2 separate regions of the Homo sapiens genome follow, and region 2 is linked to region 1. Evidence: read pairs that join two places in POLR2A ChIA-PET (ENCODE). Cell type or tissue: OCI-LY7. All regions are shown on one strand. Each heading gives the region's core, and the rest is flanking DNA. Links, peaks and the distances in the headings are about the cores only.

The links. Peaks named below come from ENCODE experiments on the same cell type or tissue, not always from the same donor. Only the 100,000 strongest peaks of a DNase experiment are listed, where the experiment ranks them.
Region 2: POLR2A ChIA-PET joins it to region 1 with 16 read pairs; 10 of 35 experiments call an interaction of 5 or more read pairs at or near these places.

Annotation. Positions count from the first base shown.
Region 1 is chr13:30,339,684-30,342,599 of GRCh38, forward strand. LINC00426 (long intergenic non-protein coding RNA 426) reads right to left here. Exons shown (of 5, transcript NR_024464.2): 5 at 583-1,785. The region is part of intron 1 of LOC124903145 (a long non-coding RNA gene); the gene reads left to right. Among named protein-coding and RNA genes, the nearest start is that of LINC00427, 21 kb to the left of the region's middle. In OCI-LY7, for the core only: no CTCF peak of the experiment used is centred there; no DNase peak of the experiment used is centred there.
Region 2 is chr13:30,476,821-30,479,736 of GRCh38, forward strand. It overlaps a transcript of HMGB1 not described here. Among named protein-coding and RNA genes, the nearest start is that of HMGB1, 12 kb to the left of the region's middle. In OCI-LY7, for the core only: no CTCF peak of the experiment used is centred there; a DNase peak (open chromatin) is centred at 1,221.

The DNA of each region.
Region 1 (2,916 bases), core at 144-2,643:
ACCTCTTCTTTCTCCCATCTCTCCCACCTCCACACATGGCACCAAACACAGCCAAAACAGGGGAGTTGTCCTGGACTCCCACATCCCACGTTCTGTTGATTCTAATTTTCCAGAATTCGAATTGCATCCCACAGCCAAAAAACAGCAGTTTCTTCTTAATTATTTTGCATTCTAAAGATTGCTGCAAACAGGACTAGAGAAGACACCCCCGTCGTCCTTCGCTGTACCCCCTTCCTGCCCTCCAACTGTGACCTTGGCTGAACCAGCCCTACCACTATCAAGCCAACAAGAAGACTGCAGAAAGAGAGGGGTTTTGGGGGGTTTATTGCCTTGGGAGCAAGGACTAAGCACTCACGAGGAACGTTACTGCCTCCCTCACTCTGGGGAAAGTAAAGAGATGAATCCCAAAGTGATGAGAGGCTCGAAAGCCAGGGTCAGCAAACTTTTTCTGTGAAGGGCCAGATGGCAAATACTTTAGGATTTGCTGTCATACAGTGCCCGTCACAACTACTCAGTACTGCCATTGTAGCGTGAAGGCAGCCGCAGACAGTAGCGAATGAGACAGAAATAAATGAGCAAGGCTGTCTTCCAGTAAGACTTTATTTATGGACACTTACATTTGAATTTCATGTGATTTTTCACATATCACGAAATAGTATTCTTCTCTTGATTTTTTTTTCAACTACTTAAAATAGGTAAAAACTATTCTTAGCTCACGGGTTAAACAAAAACAGGCAGCAGGCCAGTCCTGGCCACTGGCCATACTTTGCCAACTCTTAATCCAGGAGAGCCACTCACAGACAATGCAGGGCCAGAAAGGGACAGTGACATCTCACTTCCCAGTAGACCCCTGATAAGCTGCAGAACTGCAGGCCCCTTCTGGAATGGAGCTAAGGGCGATGAGAACATTGTGTGTTCTCTGGAGGCTGGGGACACAGGGAGCCTATGGCCGGGGCCTGCCACTTAGCTGGAAGCTTCTGAAGGCAGGATGACTCAGTGGAGCAGGCCCTGATGCAAGAGGAACAGGACTCATTTGCACTCAACTATCTCTCAAAAATATTATAAAGCTGTGTCTCCTAAACTTCAGCTCTCTCTGCAGTAAATTTAAACTGTTGCGACATTGTTGCGGGTGATTTACTGGGGTGGTAAGCTTTTGCATGTTTTTTGGGAGGTTCCTTTTAAATTTCTACTACCATTGCTATCATTTTTAAGGAGTTATTCAGATGACAGAATGTTAAGCGCTGATAGTGGCTAACAAGGGAGGCTGCAGAAAGTCTATGCTGGGATCTTTAAAACCGTGATCAACTGCCATCTGTTTTGGGAGTTTTAAAGTGAGCCCAGCATGCATCAGGAGGCTAGGTGGGTCACCACTTAAGTCTCCTCCATCTTCCTAATTCCAAGATACGAGAGGAAACAGATGTGCGTTGGGGAGAGTAATGAGAAAGAGCAACTCTGCTTTCCTTTTCTCCAACAACAGAAACAGTGAATATTAACTCCCCAAATCCCTGTGTAACACTCACTGAGTACCCAGCCAAAGAAGTTTCCTTTGAAATTGAATCTGTCTGTCTAAGAGGGTCTACAAAGCCTGCATTTTAACTCTGAAATAATTCCAGTTACTTGAGCTGCTGTTGCTGCTAAAAGATGTTTGAAGAGGAGGAGGAAAAGCCATCTCGATATGACAAGGATTTGTCACTTGCTGCAAAGAAGGCACGGGATTTTTTTTTTTTCCCTGTAAAAGGGGTAGTCAGAGTTGGGAGCTTGTCCCTGTCTTCTTGGCCGAGATTCCTAGAGGAAACACAAATAGACTTTTTCAGGTCACAGGTTTCTCTGCATCAGGTGGTCCGGAGTCTCGCTCAGTTTCTATAAATCAGGCCGTTTCTCTCCAACTTATGAGTCTCCTAGCACTGGACATTCTGGAAATCCAAATGAAATTGACAAATTCGGTTGATGTCATAGCAAATTCAATGCACCTTGCTCTCTTCAGGCTGATTTCAAATCACTGGATTGAGAAGAGCTAAAATCTAGCTTTTGTTTTTAAAAATTAGACTGTATAAACTGATTTTAAAAAAATAACACAGGAATAGATATTATGTAAGATTTTCTATTCCCCGCACCCCCCGCCCCCCACCCCGCCACCAGATTTTTGTGGCCATCACCTTTTCGTGACCAATTTTATTCCCACAGTGCAAGCAGAGGGTTTGCAGTTTTGTGATGCCTTTTCGTTTTTTAGTGCCACATCATTATCAATCAAGATGTCCAGATAAATTACTTAACAGAGAGGCAGTAGAGGCGCTGCTCACATAACCACCCAGCTGAGAAAGCCTTCCTTCACTCACTCTCTTCTGTCCTGGACAGACTCATGTGGTTTACAGTTGCTCTCATTTCCATTTATCAGAAACAGATTTGCAAATGTTTTCTTTTAAGCTGGTGTCCCTTCTCTCCATTGTAATCTCAATAAGTATGAAAAGAGAAATATAGAAAATGAGCAGCATTGCTTTTTATCTCATCACCACTCACTGAGCACCTACTGCATACTCGCCTCCAAGCAGGCGTCCCCTCCCTAACAACAGCACAAGCAGGCATTATTCATCCATTTTCACAGCTACGTAAACTAAGCTGTAGAAGTTCAATAACTTGCCCGGGCTCATACTTCTGGTATGAAGTGGAGCCTGGCTTCCAGCCCAGCTCTGTCTGCCTCCAGCGCCTTTCTCTGCACTGTTCAGCAATGCCTGGCTACAGAACACGGCCAGTGTGGCCAAGCATTTTCCATGACTGTCCCTGGAGCACATTAATTCACCTCCTGAAGTGAACCTCTTTGGGAAGATGAGCCTTTTCCAAAATCAATACTTTTCATTGTAGTTAAGCAATTATGACCTAAAAGAAAATTTTCACCATGATACTGAAAGCCACCAGCTT
Region 2 (2,916 bases), core at 125-2,624, 140 kb after region 1:
ATACCACTGTGCTCCAGCCTGGGCAAAAGAGCGAGATTCTGTCTCAAAAAAAAAAAAAAAAGATTTTGTTTAATCCTAACAGTAATCCTATAAGGCCAGGATGCTTATCTGTCTTTTACAGGCAATACTAAGGGAGGCTCAGAGAGATTCGTTGAATTGTCCAAGGTCACACAGCTAGTTAGCAACAATATTGACCCAGTTCTGAGTCCAAAGCCTTGTGTTTTCTCCACTAAAGCCATATGATCTTGCGGTTATTAGCCTAGCTAATAAAATAAAAACGGTATCACATTTCCCCACCTAAATATGCATCACAGCCCCATAGGAATACTGACATACGTTTGAAATGCACAGTTCACATTCTTGGCTTTCAAGGTCTTTGAATAGGACCCTTACAGTTTGCATATATAAAATCTGAAAAAAGTTTAATGAAACAATACCTACCATTGTTGCGATGGACTCCGATTTTTTTTTCCTTCACATTTTAAATTTACTTCCCAATCCATCCATAGGCCCTGCGGTTTGTGAAACATGGAATTAGAGCAACAGTAAAGAAGTTCCATTTCCCATCCAGGGTAACATCAGGCCTAACTGACAAGTGCAGGTGCTGAGGCTGATTGAATAGGACAGAAAGGAGCAGCCAGGGGAGATGCCGAGCACCCAGAGCCTGCAGCCAAGCTCCCCAGCAGACCAAATGAAGCTTGTGCCAACACAGTGGGCCTGTCCCAAGCCCAGAGAAAGGCTCTGAAGACAGAAAAGGGGACTGCCTTGCTCTGCCAGGGAGGCCCAAGACAAAAAACAGCATTCCAGGCCAGAGAATGCCAGGAAATGCAAAGATGCTTGCAAATTTCTGAAGCCTGGGAGAGAAATCCTAGCAGACCTGACAAATATCTTCCTCACCTGAGTGAGGCTCCCCACCTTGGATTTGCCTCTAACTAAAATCACAGGCTGGAAATGCAGAAGTCCCTCTGCCAGTGAGGAGCTGGACCGGTTGGGACAGACAGCCTTACCATCCAAGTTACCAGGCCTCTTTGTTTAAAAAACACTGAGTGCCCAAAGCGGTTTGTAAGGGTAAACAGAGGGTGACTGCTAACCCATACCTGAAGGTGTTAAAGAAAAAAAAAATCAACAACAAAAAACGTGTATGCTTTTTCTGAAAGGTTGCTGTTGATCCTTGTTGTAAGGTTTCCTTTTGACTTACAAGAATGGAAATGAGGAAGTAGGAAAGAGATAGCATGGTTCACTACAGTCTAACATAAGTACTACCAGCAAATTGATAGTCATGTTCAGAAATGAACTCTGCATTGAACACACTCATGGCATTTGACCAGTGATTTTGCTTCTAGGAAATATTCAGAAATAAGTAAAAAGTGGCCAGGCATGGTGGCTCACTCCTGTATTCCCAGTACTTTGGGAGGCCAAGGCAGGAGGATCACTTGGGCCCGGGAGTTCAAGGCTGCAGTGAGCTGTCATTGTACCTGTGAATAGACACACTCCAGCCTGGGGACAGAGTGAGACCCTGTCTCTAAAAAGAATTATTTTTAATTAAAAAAATTATGAATTGCAGCATTATTTATAATGTGGAAACAACCTAGATGTCCAATGAGAGGTTTGGCTAAATGCATTTTAATCTGCCTTTATGATGCATTATTATCATTATAACACTATCAAATTCTTATGAATACTAAACTGAATGCCTTGCAAAAATATACACAATATCTTGTGAGAAAAACTATTTTCAGAAGGATCCCTGTTTGAAAAAGAGTATGTATGAATCCAGAAAAGACTGAAAGAATATACTAATAAATGTTAATCATATTTATTTCTGATGGAAGATAATCTTTGCTTTCTTTTTCTTTTCTTTTTTGAGACAGGTTCTTGCTCTGTTGCCCAGGCTGGAGTGCATTGGCACAATCATAGCTCACTGCAGCCTCAAACTCTTGGGCTCAAGTGATCTTCCCACCTCAGCCTCCCAAAGTGCTGGGATTATAGGCATGAGCCACACGGTGCCCAGCCCCCAAATCCCAATTTCTTTTTTCTTTTCTTTTCTTTTCTTTTTTTTTTTTTTTGAGACAGAGTCTCCCTCTGTCACCTAGGCTGGAGTGCAGTGGCGCGATCTCAGCTCACTGCAACCTCTGCCTCCCGGGTTCAAGCGATTCTCGTGCCTCAGCCTCCCAAATAGCTGGGCCAAATCCCAATTTCTAAGAGAAGAAATGTGCTACTAGAGGACTCAAAGATTCAGATAATTTTACAAATTCAGCATTACTCTAGAAACTGTTCCCTATGGGGAAATATTCCCTGTAAAGATAAATATGCACATTTATCATAGCTCTAAACTTTTACCTCTTGTCACTATTGATGTGTCTTCTCTAATAGCTATTCATTCTTTCCCTGTAATTTGGACCTTAGTCCGAATCTTTGCTTCTCTTCTGCTCTCTTTAAGACCTCAGTGACCAACTCTTCTTAGAGGCGTTTTAAACACTGTCATTATGTAAATGACCCTTGATTTCCATTCCAGCCCCAGGCTGTATCCTGGACTTCAGACTCCTATTCCCACCACTCACCAGTTTTGCAAGCTCTCCAGTTTGCCCTCTAAACCTTACCTCTTTCCGATTTCACTACCTGCAGAATTCCCACACTGGCTCAAATTCTAGCAGTTGTTTTTGACTCCCCTTTCTCCTCTCCCCTCACACCAACTTCAGTAACATTTAAGTCACAAGAGTTTTTGAATTCTTTTTTTCACTTCTTTTGTTCTGGCATTTATTATTTTGTGGTTAAGAATGGAGGCTTTGGAACCGGACACCTCTAAGTTTAAAATCCTGGTCCTGGTGCTTACTAGCTGTGTCACCTTGGGCAAAGTGAATGAACCTCTCTGAGCCTCAGCTGCTTCCATAAAATGATGATATCACCTTTGCAAGA